Regions from separate parts of the Homo sapiens genome. Here region 2 is linked to region 1. A link is a loop called in an ENCODE intact Hi-C map of the cell type or tissue named here. Cell type or tissue: Caco-2. All regions are shown on one strand. Links, peaks and the distances in the headings refer to the core of each region. The heading gives the core; the rest is flanking DNA. Region 1 holds the start of LOC105372719 (a long non-coding RNA gene). Region 2 has its middle 4.8 kb from the start of MIR124-3.

Region 1 (8,888 bases), core at 403-8,402:
CTCTAATGTTTGCATAAGTGTGACTTTTCTGAATGCGTTGGCAGAGACGGGGGTGAGAAGCAAATAATCTGTTTTGGTTTTGTACATTCTGGTAAATTCTGCAAGCGAGACTCCCAAACAGCTGCCTAAGAGTCCAGGGTAAAGCTACGGGTGACAATGCCAGGTAGCAACGTCTCATTCAGCATCACTGACAGCACCAGATGGAAAGAGCCCCCGCCCCTTCCATACACGGATGCTCATGCACCACAAACACACACACACACACACACACACACACACCATAGAAACGTAGACATGCAAATTTGCATGCATGCAAACCTGCATGTGCACACACAGACACACACGTACCACACACCACACACACAGATACACACAGACGCACACTCACCATACATCCCACACATAGGCACACACATACACACACACACCACACATACGGACACACACATGTGCACACAGTCTGTGTCTGTGGTTACTGACCAGGAGGGAGTGTGTGGTTGGGGGCTTACGGGGTAGGGAAACCTGGTTTGGTCTCCCTGCTCAAACCAGCTCTGAGGCCTCCTTAAGACTCGGTTTTCTCATGTGTCGCATGTTGGTGAAGGCTCCTGCCCCACCACCTCCCAAGGAGGTGATGGAACTTCAAACATGGTGACAGATGGAGAGGGCAGCCTGATGGGGAGGAGATGTGATGAGTGGGTGCCGTGAGCTGCGGACGGCACCGTGCTGCAGCCCACCTAGGTGTACTTTGGATGAGCAGAGTTGAGGCAGTCAGTAGGTTGGGGCAGTTGGTAGGGAGGTACCCCTCTGGCACGGGAAGGGCTCACTTGAGGCTGGATGCATGAGACATCCTCGCCGGGACAAGGCAAAGGCCCTCTCCACCCCAGGTCCAGCCTTCACAGAGCTGCCAGAGGTGCTGCTTAGAAGCAGAGTCCAGAGGCAGCAGCCAGGGGCTGGCCAGACTGGAAACTATGGAAGAGGTGGGAGGACCACAGAGATCCTCTTCTCAGGTGAGGGCTGCCTCCCCCGCTCCTGCTGTCTCTGATTACTTGAATCAGTGCTGGACAAAGGACCATCTCATGGAAAAGCCTCACCAAGTACCTCCAACCAATCTTCCATCTTCGGCTCAAATGCCCCCTGCTCATGGAGACCTTCACTCCCTGGCACCCACACTCCCTGGCACCCACACTCCCTGGCACCCACACTCCCTGGCACCCACACTAGGCCAGTGCCCCGGTTTTATGCCATTATAAAGCAACACATTTCCTCTTTGTGGCTCTTAAGTCAGATGTGACCACACGCCCAGTCCGGCAACCGCACGGGAGGTCTCTCCCCCTAGACTGTGCTCCATGGGGTGGACCCAGGCCTTGTGCTGTTTTTACTTATATCCCCCATGGAGACCAGAGCTAGGCACAGAGTACAGCAGCACCCCAACTTTCAGCCGGTTACCCATACATCTCTCATGTCATTAAGAACAATGAAACTATAGCACACACACATTCCAGTGGAAAAAAATAATTTTCAAAGTTCCCTGGAGTTCGTTGCAGTGGAATCCATGGCCCAGGTGAGCACAGCTGCAGGGAGCTGCGCGGGGGGAGCCGCAGAGCTGGGCACTTGCGAATTAAGTCCCGGTGACCGGTGACTGCCGAGGCTCTGGCAGGCGGAGGGCGGGGTGCGGAGATGCCGTTCAGAACCTCGGACAGCGCCGCGGCCCATCCGGCCAGCCAGAAGCTGGGTTTCATCTGTTTTCTTGGGGACTCCAGGATTACGGAGTATTGCCATGATAGGGGCCAGAGTGCTTTATCCCCCAAAGCACCCCCCAAAACGCGGCACGGGTGCAGGCTCCGGCCTCAACACCTGCTGCCTTGCCGTGTGATCTGGGGTGGAGCTTCCTCACGTCTCTGGGGCTGTTTCCCACAGGAGGAAGAGGTTTAGTTCAGCCTGGAAGGAGGGCATCCCATCTGAGCCGAGACCTCTTTGAGGGTCCTTGTATGTCACCTGCTGTCTGTCGCTGGTTCGCCTTCTGGCATCTTTGATACCTCCCCAGTCAGAGACCTCTGTTTGTGCCAAGAAGTCATCTGCTGTGTCTTCAAACAAGACCGTAGGAGGCAGAGCCTCTGGTGCTGGCACATCGCAGAAGCTAATACCTCGTCACCAACGGAGTGAAGAGACCACGGCTTTCCCCTTTCCTTCCTGTATTCCAGCTTGCATGGATGCCAGCAGAATTCAATCTAAAGTGGAAAGAGAAAAGTAAACAAACCTGAGAACTTTCTGGATCTCTGCAGAGCTGGGCACTTTGCCAGTACAGGTTTTATTGGAGGGAAGTGGTGGGTTGCTTCCTCGTGTTCCCATCGCACAGGCTGGAGTAAACTAGCTCCGTAAGCAGGCTTGCCTTTGGCCGACAGATGACAACGTGTCTGCATGTAGACATAGACTTTACAAAGGGCTAGAGATGGCTGGTGGTTCTCATGGGGAGATGGCCCTGAGGCTGATCAGTGTCATTCCAGTCAAAGGGCTGCCTCTTAGGGGCACGTGACATCCCCCAGCACCCGACCTGCCCGGACAACCAGCCACCAGGCAGACAGGAGTGAGGGGGTGAACGAAGTATGGACTGAATCCACAGCCTACCTGGACAACCTCACCACGAAGACAGGAGTGAGGAGGTGAACGCAGTGTGGACTGAATCCACAGCCTGCCTGGACAACCTCACCACGAAGACAGGAGCGAGGGGGTGAACACAGTGTGGACCAAATCCACAGTCTGTCTGGACGACCAGCCACCACGCAGACAGGAGCGAGGGGGTTAACGCAGTGTGGACCGAATCCACAGTCTGTCTGGATGACCAGCCACCACGCAGACAGGAGCGAGGGGGTGAACGCGGTGTGGACCGAATCCACAGTCTGTCTGGACGACCAGCCACCACGCAGACAGGAGCAAGGGGGTTAACGCGGTGTGGACCGCTGTCATGGCTCACAGCAGCCTCAACCTCCTGGGCTCCAGTGATCCTCCTGCCTCAGCCTCCCAAAGCACTGAGACGAACATAGACGCAGGCACACATGCACACAGGCTGTGAAATGTATGTCTCCAAGTGGCTGCGGGCCCCTGAAGGGCTGCTGCAGCCCTGGGGCTTTGCTCTTCAGAGCCATGTCGAGGGAGCAGTAGCGGGAGCCACATGTGACCCCCAGATCCAGACAGAGACCACTTCCAGCCCCCAGGAGGCCCACACTCCCCTCCACTCCACAGCGCCCCCAAAGGTGCCCACGTCTCTGACCCCCACCCTGGGTGAGTAGGAGCACGTAGCAGGTGCCCCTCACGTGCAGCTCTCTCATCCACACATACTCACACATGCTCACACAGGAAAGCACATGCCCGCTGTGTCCTGCTGCATTGCTGGGCAGTGTCCACTGCACGTCGCTCGCTGCATTGCTGGGCAGTGTCCGCGGCATGTCGCTCTCTGCATTGCTGGGCAGTGTCTACTGCACGCCGCTTGCTGCATTGCTGGGCAGTGTCTACTGCACGCCGCTCGCTGCATTGCTGGGGAGTGTCCGCTGCATGTCGCTCGCTGCATTGCTGGGCAGTGTCCGCTGCACGCCGCTCGTTGCATTGCTGGGCAGTGTCTACTGCACGGTGGACGCTCCTGCACTCATGGATGCTCAGGCTGCTTCCCGTTGGACGCGATTGTGAGTGACGCTGCTGTGAGCCTCCAGGTACCGGCCTTGGAGCCAGCAAATGCTTTCATTTCTCCCATGCAACATCTGGGGCTGGAATTTCTGGGTCATATGGTGGGTGTATATTTGACTGTACTAGAAAGTGTCAAGCGGTTCTGAAGTGGCCGCACCATGCACAGCCCCAGACAGTGTGAGCGTCCGCTGCCTGCAGCCCCCCAGCACTGCCCAGCCAGTCTTTCCGGTTTGGGCCATTCTGGTGGGGGTGAGGCAGCACTGCACAGGGTCTTATTTCCATTTCCCGAAGCCCATATGTTTTCTCTCTGGAGGACGGGGGACTCAAGGCACCCTCCCCGCCCCCTCCTGCCTTCTCCATAAATCTCTCCCTCTGAAAAACACAATCAATAAGCCACAGAGCCCAACATGCGACCGCAAAGCCGCTCCATTATTAAGTCTGTAATTGCTGAGAATTAATTTGCTAATTGCACGCAACTAATCTGCGTCCTTTCTGTTTTATATCAATTAACAGAGTAATTAAAAAAAGCAATCTTCGTGTCAGCTCCTCCCTGGCAGACTTAGCCTGCCAGAGCTAATGAGACAGGCCACCCTTCAGCCAACCTCATTAGTGACGACCGTGCGGCCAGGAAGTCCTTGATGTGCGATGTGCAGTAGCTAACAAGGGCCCCCCTGCCGCGAAGCAACAACTTGCTGGGCATGGAGCAGGGACCCACGGGTCCCCATCATTGCCTCCGGGCTGGTGGGACCCACAACTGTGCCAACACAGGGGCTTTGCTGGGCTGGCAAGTGCAGGGGGCCCCAGCCAGGCAGTTTCAGAAGAGCAGGCACGACGCCAAGGCCTAGGAAGGAGGCCACAGAGGCCCGAGTATCCCAGGGGGTCTTTGCTGGGATCTGGCATTGGGTGCCTCTCCCGCTACGCAGGGATGGAGAGAAAAGACACCGAGAGTCCTGGGGCTGATGAAGAGCTTGAGCTCGGAGCCTGACCACCCACAGACAGCAGAGTGATAGACGCCTCCATGACACAGAACGCAGCCCTCCCTGCCTCCAGCCCACAAAGCCTCCTCCTCCACAGCCCGACAAGGGCCAGTGCTGGGCCAGCTGCTGGAGGACAGACAGCCACGCCAGGGGACACCACAGCTCCCAGCTCCCTCCTGCGCCTCCCCGGCCACCATGAGGATGGAAGACAGCACCAAGGACGAAGAAGAGAGCCTGAGCAGAGGCCAGGACCTGGGCCAACTCAGGGACCAGGCAAGCACACCTTGCCATCTTGCCTGTCCCCTCTGCTGAGCAGGACTATTGCTGGGACTGGCCCCCTCCACAGCACCCAAGCCAGCCTTGGGCAAAAGGTGCTGTCATCCCAGCTGACCCCTGGTGCCAGCCCGGTACACACCAGTGAGGGGATCACCAGGGAGGCCTGGTGCCAGCCTGGTGTGCGCCAGTGAGGGGATTGCCAGGGAGGCCTCCACACAGACTGACCTCTTTTGGTGCTGGGGGAGGGGCTGCCACTGTAGATGCTCTCAGCTGGGGAACCTTCCCCAGAGCAAGCTGCTGGATGTGCAGGGGCCCCGGGCATGCTGTCCAGCAGGTCCTCCCAGGCTCCCAGCTGCCCCCATCCATGGCCTTCCGACACAGCCGCCAGCCGCTGACCGACATCAGGTGCCTGTGCATTGCTGGGCCCACCCTCCAGCACTGTCACGTTCATCTTAGCAATGGCTCATGAGGTTGGATGGCTCCTGTCCATGCTCAGCCAAGGATCCACTCAGAGCAGTTCAGTGGCCTTCCCCTGGCTGCAGAGTAGAGCCGGATGGAGTTGGACCTGGACGCAGGCCGCCCCCAGCCTGTGCTCCTGGCCACCGCTCAGCCTGCCCCTGCTGCCAACACGGTCCGAATGACCACTGTGTGTCCCATGCGCCTCCACGGGCCCAGAGGCTTGTGTGTGCCAGGCTCAGCACCTCAGGACCCTCGGTCTGATCGCTCGATGCCCAGGAAGCCCAGGAAGTGCCTGTGTCCCCCTCATCCCCTGCACAGTCACCCCAACACGAGTCCCTGCACCCCCCTTCCTGACCTCCCTCACCCTGCACCTTTCTCCTGTACCCTCCAGGTCCTGGCCCCTCCCCTCCCCCAGAATGAGCCCTTCAATTTCTCACCCAACGAAAGCCTGGCCCTGCCCTGAGGCCCCCGTCAAGGGGCAGGGGCAGGGGCTGCTCCCACCCTCCTGTCAAGGCGACTCCATTCCTGGGCCATTCTCCATCCTCCTCCCCAAAGTCCTCGCCTCCCGGGCCCAGGCTCTGCCACCTGCCTGGCTCAGCCTCCAGCCCAGCCCCCCGCCTTCCATCTCCCCTTGCCCACCAGAGGGTGGGGCCCCAGACATGGGCTCTTGTCCCTCTGGCCTGCCTGGCCCCCCCACATGCACACAGGGTGAGGCGGGGCAGGGAAGCTGGGCCTTGGGTATCCAGCCCTGGGGAAGAGCCAGGCCAGGGTGAGGCTGAGGGTGCTCAGCTGCCAGGTGCTCAGGAAAGCAGGGAGCAGGAAACTCCTGGAATTGGGAATTAAGTGCAAGGAGAGGGGATGTGTGGAGCTGGCAGCATTCTGCCAAGTGCTCCCCCAGAGAGCCAGCTGCACTGGAGCCCACACGCACAGAGCCCGGGGCGTGGCACTCATACACACGCTCGTGTCTGCCTTCACGTGTGTATATGAGTGTGGAGTGTGCACACGCATGCTTGTGTGTGCTTGAGCACATTTGAGTGTGCACCTGTGGCTGCGGTGCCCAGGTGCATGTATGTATGCTCCCGTGCAAGCACATATGTGTGTGCATTGGGAGGCAGGAACCATGACGACTGCACAGCCCAGCACGGCGCCCCCACGGTCACCCGCCCTGAAACGAAAGGGACCCCCAGGTCACCCAGGCTGGAGGGTTTCCAGTTGCTCCCCTCAGGGTCACTTAAGAGTCAGGCGAGTCCACAAGACCTGCTACTGCAAAATCACAGCCTGCAGCATCTCAGGGCCTGTCTTCCACCCCAGCCCATTGTCATTCTGCATAAAAGCAGAAAAAAAAAAAAGGCACCAAACTGCACCAAGCGTGCAACAGATGCAGCTCAAACAAACTCGTGTACGACACGGAAGAGACAAAAGCGTTGCCGGCAACTTGTTTGGGACACACGTGATACAGAAAGGTGACGAAACATCACAGATCAGTGGGAAAACAACTAAACTGCAAACTGAAGAATGGGCTTGGGCAGACCACTCACAGAAGAAATCCCAAAAGCCAATAAATGACTTGAAACTATCCAGTGTCACTATTAAAGAAATGCAGATTTAAATAAAGTTTGACTTTCAAACTAGCAAAAAATGTATGAAACTATGAAGCTCGATGCGTGTGATCATCAGCAGAGGCCGACGCTGCAGGCAGGGCCAAAGCTTCTGACCCTGGCCCCCAGGGAGGAACCCAGAGGCCAGTCAGGGAGGGGCAGCGAGCTCACGGCCAGGCAGCGCCACAGCACTGGCGACCCTCAGGGAGAACAGGCACTACCCAGGGCTGGATGCGTAACGGGCCCCCCGGCCACACCCCACCGCCCATCAGAGCCGCAGCTCCTGAGAACGCATCCGGAGGCAAGGCCAAAGTCAGCCATGGCACAAACATTTGTGCATCAAGGTCCTGTTGCTCTGCAACAACTCACCACAAACAGAGGGGTGGAAACCTCCATGTCATCGGACGGCCCAGCGGTCAGAAGTCCAACGCCATCTCCCTGGGCTGATGTCTGTGCAAGCAGGGCTGATGCCGTAGCTTTTCCGGCTTCTGGAAGCTGCCACAGCCCCTGGCTCATGGCACCATCCTCACATCCTCTGAATCCACATTCTCCTCTGAATCTCCCGCCTCCCTCTTTCCACTGTAAGGACCCTGTGATGACACTGCACCCTCAGACCCTGGTAACCCAGGGTCATCTTTCCACCTCAGGGCGTCTGACTTAAGCCTGCCTGGAGGGTCCCTGTGGTCACATTCATGGGTTCCAGGGTTCAGACACGGCCACTTTGTGGGATCATTACTCTGCCTACCACACCATGTGGCCCTGTGTGTGTTTTCAGGGGGCATTTGCGCTTATATGCAAATAATACATATATGAATAAACGTGTGAATGGTGGTCACGTAGGAGAGGGCATCTGTATGGGGCCACACCTGTATCTTCGCTGTGCTTTCCACTTGTTATTTTCTAAAGGGTGGATATGATCTTACAGAGGATAGCTCAACGTCCAGTTGTGGAAGGAGATGGGACGAGGGTTGGATTTACTTGGAAACACAATGGTGCCCACAGAGCAGCCAGGACTGAACTTGGCCTGGATCTACCCTGAGCCTGCTCAGTGCAGTAGGGGCTGGTGCTGCTGTGGCTCCATGGTTTCAAGTTAATTTTTGATCCATTTCAAGTTAATTTTTGCATATGGTGTGAGGTAAGGGTCCAGCTTCATTCTTTTTTATGTAGATGTGCAGTTTTCCCAGTGCCATTTGTTTGGGACTATATTTTAATTAACTATTTTTTTTTGAGACAGGAGGACCCCTTGAGCCCAGGAAGCTGCAGTGAACCAAGGTCATGCCACTGCACTCCAGCCTGGGTGACAGCCAAACCTATCTGCATAAGGTGGTCCCTGAGCACAGCCGTGGTTTCTGCACCATGGTGGCCCTTGTCCCTCAGCCTGCAGTGGACACAGTGGATGTTGTCCCCAAGCTCCTGTTGTCTGGAGCCTTTCTAGACACCCGTGACCCATGGACCAGCCCAGAGACCTCAAGGGTCACGGCAACAAGCGTATTGTGGGAAGGGAGGGCCGAGATGACGCCGGCTGCAGAGACTGGCCAGAGCCAGAGCCAGATGCTGGAGAGTCTCATGGGTCCCAAGGTGCCCACAGGGCAGAAAAGCCCACACGTGGTGATGGGAGGGCGACCTGGACCACACACGTGAACTGACGCTCAGCCGCAGAGTCCTGGGGCCATCACGGCAGCCCCGCAAGGGCTCTCAAGGTCCTGGTTTCCCAATGGTCACACCGAGGCAGAGAAAACTGAAGCGTGGACCACTGTGGCCCGAGGCCAGACCCCAACCTCGCCGGGCTTGGAATTAACCCCGGGTAGATGGCGGCACGGGCTTAGCTGACCTTTTCCAACGTCTCATCAGCCCCAGGGCTCCTTGCTGTTAGGGTCTCCAGGTTTAGCAAATGAAAAAA
Region 2 (8,888 bases), core at 488-8,487, 54 kb after region 1:
GAGCCCACAGATCCCAGGCACAGGATGGGGAGGGCAGTGTGGCTCCCTCCCAGGCCTCAGGGAGTACAGGGACATCTGGGCAGAGGGTGGGCAGGATTTCAGGCATCCTACCCCCTGCTAAGGGAGGCCCCCGGAAATCAGGAATTGGGGCCTAGGGAGCTGAGCAAGCCTGGTCCATTCTCTAGAAGTTTCTCCTCCTGCAGGGCTGGAAAGATAGGTTGCTCTTCTGGTCTGTTCTCTGTAAATGCTCCCCCAACATCCCTGGGTGGGGTTTCCTCTTCCCAAAGCCTGCAGGGCCTGAAGGGTGAGCCCCTCACTTGGTCTCTGCAGCCTCCATCGTCAACCCTCAGGGCTCCTGTCCTCCTCTCCCTGCACCCTCCCTCAGCATTAGGTGGGGGTTCCTGTAAAGCTCTGGGGTCAGGGTCTGGCCCTCAAGATCCCTGTGAATTTGGCGACTGCATCACTCTTACCACTGCCACCTTCCCTGTTCTGCTCAGGGCCAGGTTGCTCCACTCTGCCCTAGTCTCCTGGGGCAGCTCTGAGCTTCTGCACAGTCACCTTCGGAATGCAGGCACCTCCCAGTCCCCGGATCTCCCAGCACTGTTTCACCCCTCGTTGGGTGGAGCTCAGGAAGGGCCTAAGCTCTCCCCATCCCTGCCTCTCGCCCCACCCCTGCCTGGCATCCTCAACAGCCTCACTGGTCCCCCACCAGAAGGCTCTTCCCTTCCATCAACCTGCACAGAGACTGTTGCTGGCGGGGGAACCAGGGTGAAGGTGCCTCTCTGGGCTCCCAGAGTTTCTTGCCCTGGTCTGAGGGGCAGGAAGTCCTGCCATTGATGCCTTCCCTCCCAGTAAAGACAACTGGCAAAGAAACAGATGGTGCCCTTGAGCTGAGGATTGCAGGAGGGTTTAACAAGTGACACGGGCAGTTGTGGGGAAACCCAGGGACAGAACGGCATCCTGGGGCTGGAGAGGTTGAGGCTGCCACCCCTCCAGACCAGAGGGATGTGGTGAGTAGTCCTGCAAGGGGCTTGGGGGCTGACACTCCCTCCCCTCCTTTCCCTCACATCCTCCCCTCCCTCAGCCAAAGCCAGAGGCTCAGAGCCCATGGTGCAGCACAGGTGGCCACCAGAGCCAAGGGGAGGAGGGGATCTCTGTGCACTGGCTGGGATGCAGCACATCTTCACAGTCAGTCATTCACACATTAGTGAGAATTTGTGTCTAAGCCACTTCCAAGGGAAGATATAGGGAGAAAGAAGGCTTGGAAAGACAGTGGGAAACAGAGCTGCACAAAGTGGTCCTGGGGATGGCCAAGGGATGAGACCATGGTGCACCTCCAAGGGCCCAGTTCATCCTTTGCCTCTGCTCCTCCCCAGCAGACACATTCAGCTGCCTCTCCTGAGAATGCAGGCCCACACTCCCTTGTCCAGCCTGAGAAGCCCCCAGTGACAAGGAGAGTGCCCCAGATAGCCCCAGGGTCAGCCCACCCCAATCTGATGCCAACTCCAGGCACAACTCCCATCAGGCGAGCGTGGGAGGAAAATAGCAGATTTTCAAAAGTCACAAATTAGAGCATGAAATCCAATGCTTGACATAAGCCTTCTGTGCAGAAACCGTGAGGCCCTCCAGAAGCATGGAAGCCCCTGTGGCGACTGAGCCCCTTTCCTGACAGAAGATCTCCCTTCTATCCACTCTTTCGTTTAAGTAACTGTGTTTTAAAGACAGCTTTCTATTTCCGCTATTAGTGGAAAATCACTATCACTTGCCCTAAATAAACAATACCCTAAATGAACACAACTGCACTTAAACAGGCTCACCTGCCCCTACCCACGTCGCACAGCCACTGAAGGCTCTGAGCCCAGCGCCTGCCCTCATTGTCAAAACAAGGACATTCTGGAGTGTCTGAGACTCGAAGACAAACCAGCACTAACAGGTCCTTTCTCTGCACCCTACAGGTGCGCCATCCTTAGCCCCCACCCCAGGATACCGCCCTGTTAGGTCCACCCTGCCTGCTTTCCCAGAGCTGCCCCAGGCAGAGGGCCAGCCCCAGGCAGGCAGCTGGGCACAAGGAGCAGGCTGTGTGTCCTTCCCTGCAGCAAGACCCAGGACAGCACAGAGACCCATGCCTCTCTGCGACCCGGGGAAATCCCAGGGCTCTCATGCCCCCTCCCTGGAGGGTCTGCACTGGTCAGACAGGAGGGGTGCATTCTGCCTGGTGGGCTGCTGTTCTGCTCAGCCCCAGGAATCCCTCCCATTTCTTAAGCCCATCCTTCCTTGGGCTTGTCCTCTCCTCCCCTGCCCCTAGATGCCTGGCCCCAGTTACACAGGGAGGTAGGCGGCCCTAGGGCAATGGCCTGGGGTGGACGCTCCAGTTTCTTCCCAGCATGGCACACTCCTGTGGCATTTGACTTAGCGGTGGAGGGGGCATCCCCCAAGAGTGAGGTAAGAGAATACCCATGTCCCTAAAAGCAGACAGCAGCCTGAGAAGTCCCTTTGATGGCCCTCCTTTCTTGCTGGAGTCATTCCTGAGAGGTAAATGGAAAGAGATGGAGATGAGCAAGAGGAAGTTGAGGAGGAAGATGGTGCAGCGATGAGAGAGAACCAAGAAAAGGCGAGATGGCAACACATAGACCTATGGGAGAGACATTCAGAGATGAGGAGAATCATAGAGGCCAGAAGGAGAGATGCAGAGACAGGGGAGACACAGAGACCGGGGAGAGACAGAGACAGAGACCAGGGAAGAGACAGCGACCAGGGGAGAGACAGAGACCAGGGAAGAGACAGTGACCAGGGGAGAGACAGAGACCAGGGGAGAGACAGAGACCGGGGAGAGACACAGAGACCAAGGGAGAGACACAGAGACCAAAGAGAGAGACAGAGACCAGGGGAAAGACACAGAGACAGGGGGAGACAGAGACCAGGGGAGAGACACAGAGACCAGGAAAGAGACAGAGACGGGGGGAGACACAGAGACTGGGAGGACAGAGACCAGGGAGAGAGACACAGAGACACAGGAGAGACACAGAGACATGGGAGAGACTCAGAGACAGGAGAGAGAAAGAGACGAGGGGAGAGACACAGAAACCAGGGGAGACACAGAGACAGGGGAGAGACAGAGACCGGGGAGAGACAGAGACCAGGGGAGAGACAGTGACCAGGGGAGAGACACAGAGACCAGGGGAGAGACACAGAAACCAGGGGGGGGCACAGAGACTGGGGGGGACACAGAGACCAGGGGGAGAGACACAGAGACACGGGAGAGACACAGAGACTGGCAAAAACACAGAGACCAGGGGAGAGACTCAGAGACAGGAAAGAGACAGAGACCAGGGGAGAGACACAGAGACCCAGGGGCAGGTGCTGAGAGAGTGATGGGGACCTGAACCCTGAGAAAGGACTGGCAGATGTGTCCTGGAGGGAGGGACAGAACAAGGGCCGTTCCAGCCCTACCCCGGGACCATGAGCTGCAGGCCATCCAGCAGCTGTCAGCCCAGCCAAGGATGGCCTTGTTCTCTGCACCCCGAGCCAAGCCACTTCTGAGGGAGCTCCACCTTTGGAGGATTGGTGCCTGGGCCAGCTGGGCCCCACAAGCGCCTCTGTGGTGGAGCTCCCTCTGGTGGGGTCCTGAGTGCTGGGGCCGCTGAGAACATAGGGGGAGGGGCATTGAGCCAAGTCCCGCCCTTGTGACCAGGAGGGGGCTCCATGGGGGACACCTGAGGGCCTGAGGAAGGAGAGGGCGCCCTGTCAGATGCCGCCTGCTCCCACTTAGAGGTCAGGCTGTAACTGAGGAGGCCACACAGAGTCCCCACCCCATGTGGACTCAGGGACAAAGAGCCCTCACCCTGTGGCCACGCTGGCCGCATCCAACTTTGCTGGGTCCCATGGAGGGGGACCCAGGGCTGGGAGAGACCCTGCCCCAGCTCTGCGTAGGTCTGTTCTGGGTGGTCCTGAGGCCCAGGTTCAAAAGGAAAGTGCCCTAAATGGGTGTCCTGCTGCATGCCTGGGGTGGCCCCAAAGCCAAGCAGGAGGGGTTCCCGCTGGAGGAGTCGAGGCCACAAGGCCCCAGAGCCTTCTCGAAGCTCCTGCTCTCAAACTCCTCCATCTTTCTAGAGAAGAGAGCAGTGCTGGGGCAAGCTGCTCACCCCTCACTCCTCCAGGGTAATTTGCTGACACCAAGATCCCTAGGTGGGGCCAGCAGGGGCCAGCCTCCCTACCCTCCCCGCAACACACCCTCTAGGACCCTAGGCTAGGCTTGGAGGCAATGGGAAGGAGGCAGCTGCCCAAAGCCAAGAGGCGCCCTGTAGAGGGGGCCAGCCCTGGGCAAGGGGCGGGGGCCGGGGGCTGCTGGCCCAGGCTCCATATCCCCAATTCCCCAGCAACAGTGCATGGCCAGGGAGGCTGGGACTGGCCAGGTTCGCACCTCAGGCTGAAATATTGGCCCCTGGGGAACAAAAGGCCTATTCCCGCCATGGGCCAGGCACCCAGCTCCCCTCGCTCCACACTGGCTCCCGCCTCCCTGCCCGCCCAGGCGCAGTGCTTACCTGGCCTCTATTCTGCCCAGCTCTCAGCCCAGTAGCTCTGGCGGGACCCACAAGGAGTTCCGCCTCTGGGACGGTCAGTCCAAGGTCTATGTATTCCTTCTCACTGGGGCCAGGGAGGAGGGGGCCAGGCCGGGAGCAGAGAGAAAGGGGCCGTGGCCTCATTTCCATGCGGAGGCCCCAGGCCCTGTGCTATCCCCACCCTATTGTGCGCCTGGGCGGGCTGACAATCGAGGTCTTTGTGGTCGGTTGCTGCACTCCCACCCTCAGCGCTCAGGCAGGCGGGGTCCCTGCCACCCGCTACAAAGGGTGAGGAGGAGCAAGACCAGGAGAGGCCCTCCCTCTCCCCACCAGGCACGGGGCCCCACGACTGGCCTCGTCCAGACCCAAGCCCAGGGGACAGGTGTGGAGGGAGCACCTGCAGATGGAGTCTCCCTGCTCCCTGCACCTTGCCTCTGAGTTTGTGCGTGGGGCCAGTTGCCATGTTTGCACTCCCACCCCCTAGTCCTGGGGATCAAGCTGCCTGGCAGTGTCCCTGGAGCTCCTGGGGGTGGAAGAGGGCCCCTGCTAGGTGGGATGGGCCTTCGGGGGCCCCTGCTCCTCATGGCACCAAGCATCTGCCCACCTCTGGAGGTTAAGCCTGGCGTGGGAGGAATGGGAGGCCCCCTTACCCACAGGGGAGATGTTTGGGGTCACAGTCACAGATGCTGGGTGGGAGGGGGACCCAGGCCTTGCTGCAGAGCCAGACAGAAGTCTCCGCCATCCCTGGGTGAGGCACTGGGTGGGGGCCTCTGAGCTCCTTTGACCACCCCAGCTGGAACTGGGAAGCTGTGGGCCACTGGGAGGCAAGGGTCCCCACCCCCTCTGCCACCCACATCTGTACTGTGGGCACCTCCATCTGGCCTTCCACATCCTCCCCACCTCCGCATGCTGCAGGGGCTGGGTGGGGGGTGGTCTGCAGCAGACTCCAAAGGAGGCGAGGGTCAAGGGTCAAGAGGTGGTGAGCCAGCTGTTCCCAGATGTGGGCCGCGGCCTTTCCTCTTTCTGGAGGAATGACAGGCCTCCCGCAGAGGAGGAGCGGGTGGTGACGAGGGAGAAGGAGCGGAAAGGGAGGGGTTCTCCACGGGTTCTGTTGATTTGTTTAATCCCACGCTATTCGGAGGCTTTCACGGATGGCGGACAAGAGGGAGGGGGAGGGGGTGGGGGTCTCGGCCCGTGTTTCCTCCCCTCCTCCCGCTCCCGCCCCCGCCGGAGCCACCTGACCCGTAGCGAAGTTGCCGGCCCCGCTGCGCGCCGGCCTTTGTGCGCACCGAGGCGGCCGCCGGGAACCGGGAGCCCGAGCTGGCCCGGCAGCGCCGCCGCCCCCACCTTCGCGCCCCTTTTCACTCCCCCACTGTCCCCGGAGCTGGCAAATAAACAAATCCACAAACAAATTATCCGTGTGCTCCGGAGAGGCGGCGGCGTGGGCGGCGGCGGAGAGAAGGCGCCGGGCAAGGCGAGACTAGGCCCCCGCGGAGCGGGGGAAGCACAGACCCCAGCCCGGGCCCGGCAGCAGTAAGTTGACTTTTATGAAACCTACGAAGCTCGCGGGGCCACCGAAAAGGTCCCCACCGGAGCGGACTCTGCGGGGCGGGCGGGGCAGAGGCTGCAGGCGGGCTCCCCTTCCCGCGCGGCTCCTACCGGCCGGCTCCGCCCCCAAGCCCTGGACGGCCCTTCCCCCAGCCCGCCTGGCTGGGGGCCGCTGCACACCGGGGGTGGAAGTGGGGAGCCGGGGACCCCGATCGCTACTCAGGACTCCAAGAGGGGCCGGGTTCTTCTAGGGATGTACAAAAATCTAGGGTGACCCAAGGGAAGGGGGCGACCCCCAGCCTTCCACCTTACCCACCCCGGCCTGCCAGAGAGCCCTCCGCCAAAGGTAAAGTGGGAAGGACGAAGGTGCTCCGCCAGGTGAGGGAACAGGTCTGCCAGGGGCGGCGATCCACCCTGCCCCAGGTGGAGCCGGTCCTGTACGGAAAAGAGACCCAAAGAAAGATTTGGGGTCCCCGAAGCCAAGGTACCGATGGGGGGTGCTAAGGAGTCTTTCCCCTTAGAATGGGAACAAGCTCCAAGGAGCTGGAATCCCGAGGCGTCCTGGACCCGTCCAGGAAGCTAAGGGTGGGGGACGGGAGGGGAGGGGGCCGGGAGCCGGCCTCCCTGGCCCCAACCCTTGGTGAGAAGAGGGCTGGGGGTATAAAGTCCGAAAGTGAGGCGGAGGTTTCAGGGTTCCGTTTCAACACCATGGACAGCGGATGCCTCAGACTGGGAGCCTAGGACCGCCCTGGGGACTGCCCCCGTTTCATTAGGGTGAGGGTCCGATTCCGACCACTGGAGGCCAAGGGCAACTGTCTCCAATGAAGCGGGGCTGCTGCAGCCTGGCCTCCCCAGCCCTCCAGCCCCTCCAGCGTCCGGCTTGCACCTGCTGAGGCTGCCGGCACCCGCAGGCTTGGGGCAGCTTCCAGAGCTTTGCGCTTGGAACAGAAGGTTCCCCTTGGGCTGTGGAGGAGTAGAGGGCTTGTGCGTGACCTGTGAGAAAGAAAGATTGTCCCTGACACTTGCGAAGGGCGAGGAATTGCGGCTGGGAAGGGTCAGGTTGAAGCCGCACCAAAGGGGGAGGGGCGTCCTGATGGTTGAGGACCGGCGGAGTCGGTGCGGGCAGAACCAACCCGAGTTCCTGCCGCCCTTCCTAACCGGCTGTCCATGGGCTGGGCAGTGCTGGAGAGGGTGGAAAAGGAAGGAAGCAGGACCTGCTCCCAGGGAGGCCCAGGCTCTGCTCCGAGGGCAGATGGCGCAGGGGCTGGGTTGGCCCTAGGAGGAAGGAGATGGGGACAGAGGCCTGCCGGCCGCGCCGGCCTGCGCTCCTTGCAGTCTAAACAAAGGCCAGCGGGGGAGGCTCCGGACGGTGAGGCTTGGGGAAGCCACTGATCCCTGGCCCTAGAGGGCCAGATCGGGGGCGCCCCAAGGACCCTATCGAGCTGGCAGTGACTGCAGTCGGGCCGTGGAGTGTCGCCTGTGATTCCGTGGTCCCTACGGGCAAGAGCTCCCATCCCGGTCTGAAACTGTGAGAACCGCAAGCTCCGATGGGGGCGGGGAAGGACGACCTTTAATTCCCACCCCACTGTACGGAGCCCAGCAGGGCCATCCGCAGGAGGCCGGCGGGACCCTTGCCTTTCTCAGGACTGAGAGGCTTGGAGGACCGCGGTGTGAGCTGCGCGGCAGAGTGCGTTCTGCAGGCGCCAGACAGGAGACGCGAACCCGCGGTCAGGGCCCGAGTGCGGGTGCGTGTCTGCGGGTGCCGCTGGGCTGCGTGCCGGCGAGGCGTGCGCGTGGCGAGGCGTGCGCGTGGCGGGGTGTGGCTAGAGGTGTCAATGTGCAGCTGGAGGGGCTGCGCGCGTGGGTGCAGGAGGGCCATGTGAGGGGCTGGAGTGTGTGGGAGACAGGCGTTTCCTTGGGTCTCCGTGTGGCCGCCGGGCGCAGGGCACGGTCGAGGGCGCTCGATGGCTGAGTCCGCGTGAGCCGAGGAGCGCGCGGGGCGGGACGCGGTGCGAATGCGCGGGAGGCACGAGGCGCGCAGTGCGTGTGTGCGCGTGTGCGCGGCGCGCGTGCCCCGCAGTTCTCAAGGACACCTCGGGGAGGCAGCGGCGGGGCCGGTGTCCGGGTGACGTCACCGCGCGCCCCAGTGATAATCGGCCGGTGCCGGAGCGGAGCGCGGATACGCGCGGAGGCAACGGCGACGGCGGCGGCGGCGGCGGGCGCGGGGACAGTTGCATCGGGGCCGGGCCGGGCTAGCAGGAGCTGGGCGCCTGCAGCGTGGACCCCGTGGACACTCGGCTCGCAGCCGGCCTGCGGCGCTCGGGGACTTGCCTGGCTCCCTTCTCGGGGTTCCCGCGCCCTTCTCCGCCCAGGGCAGCAGCGCGCGGGGCCCCCGGGAGCCGAAGAGCAGGCGGGAACTGGCGGCGGCGCGGGAGGCGCAGGGAGCGGAGGCGGCAGCAGCGGCTCCCGCCGGGACTGGTAATTACGCTCGGGGCCGGGCCGGGGCGAGCCGGGCAAGCGGCCTCTCTGGGTCTCCCCGTCTTTCTCTCCACGAACAGCTCGAGCGCCTTCTCGCGGGCCCGCTGCGCGCGGAGAGGACGAGCTCGCTGGGTTGTAAAAAGAGACGAGTTTTCATCTTTGAGCATCGAGATTCGTTCTTTTAACCGCATTCGGTGCGCGCTCCTGGGTCGGCACGGGCAGGGCGACGGCAGGGGAAGGCAGCTGCGGAGGAGCTCGCGCCGCCCAGTCGGAGCGGTTCTGCGCCCCTCGGAGCCCCGCGGG

Evidence for each region. Hi-C counts contacts between places; a loop is a spot of excess contacts. Peaks named below come from ENCODE experiments on the same cell type or tissue, not always from the same donor. Only the 100,000 strongest peaks of a DNase experiment are listed, where the experiment ranks them.
Region 2: it touches region 1 in a loop (2.3-fold over the local background); 7 of 110 quality-filtered maps call a loop at or near these places.

What each region holds. Positions count from the first base shown.
Region 1 is chr20:63,114,925-63,123,812 of GRCh38, forward strand. It overlaps LOC105372719 (a long non-coding RNA gene), which reads left to right and starts at 1,312. Exons shown (of 3, transcript XR_936993.3): 1 at 1,312-1,561; 2 at 1,918-3,704; 3 at 4,192-7,029. RefSeq lists silencers at 1,580-1,780, 4,888-5,071 and an enhancer at 6,899-7,400. In Caco-2, for the core only: no CTCF peak of the experiment used is centred there; DNase peaks (open chromatin) are centred at 1,707, 4,357, 5,137, 5,697 and 6 weaker places; H3K27me3 peaks cover 989 bases.
Region 2 is chr20:63,169,300-63,178,187 of GRCh38, forward strand. No RefSeq gene overlaps it. Among named protein-coding and RNA genes, the nearest start is that of MIR124-3, 4.8 kb to the right of the region's middle. RefSeq lists enhancers at 3,245-3,821, 3,822-4,396, 4,973-5,547, 8,448-8,888. In Caco-2, for the core only: a CTCF peak has its summit at 3,638 (motif pointing left); DNase peaks (open chromatin) are centred at 3,650, 4,653 and 7,306; H3K4me3 peaks cover 905 bases; H3K27me3 peaks cover 777 bases.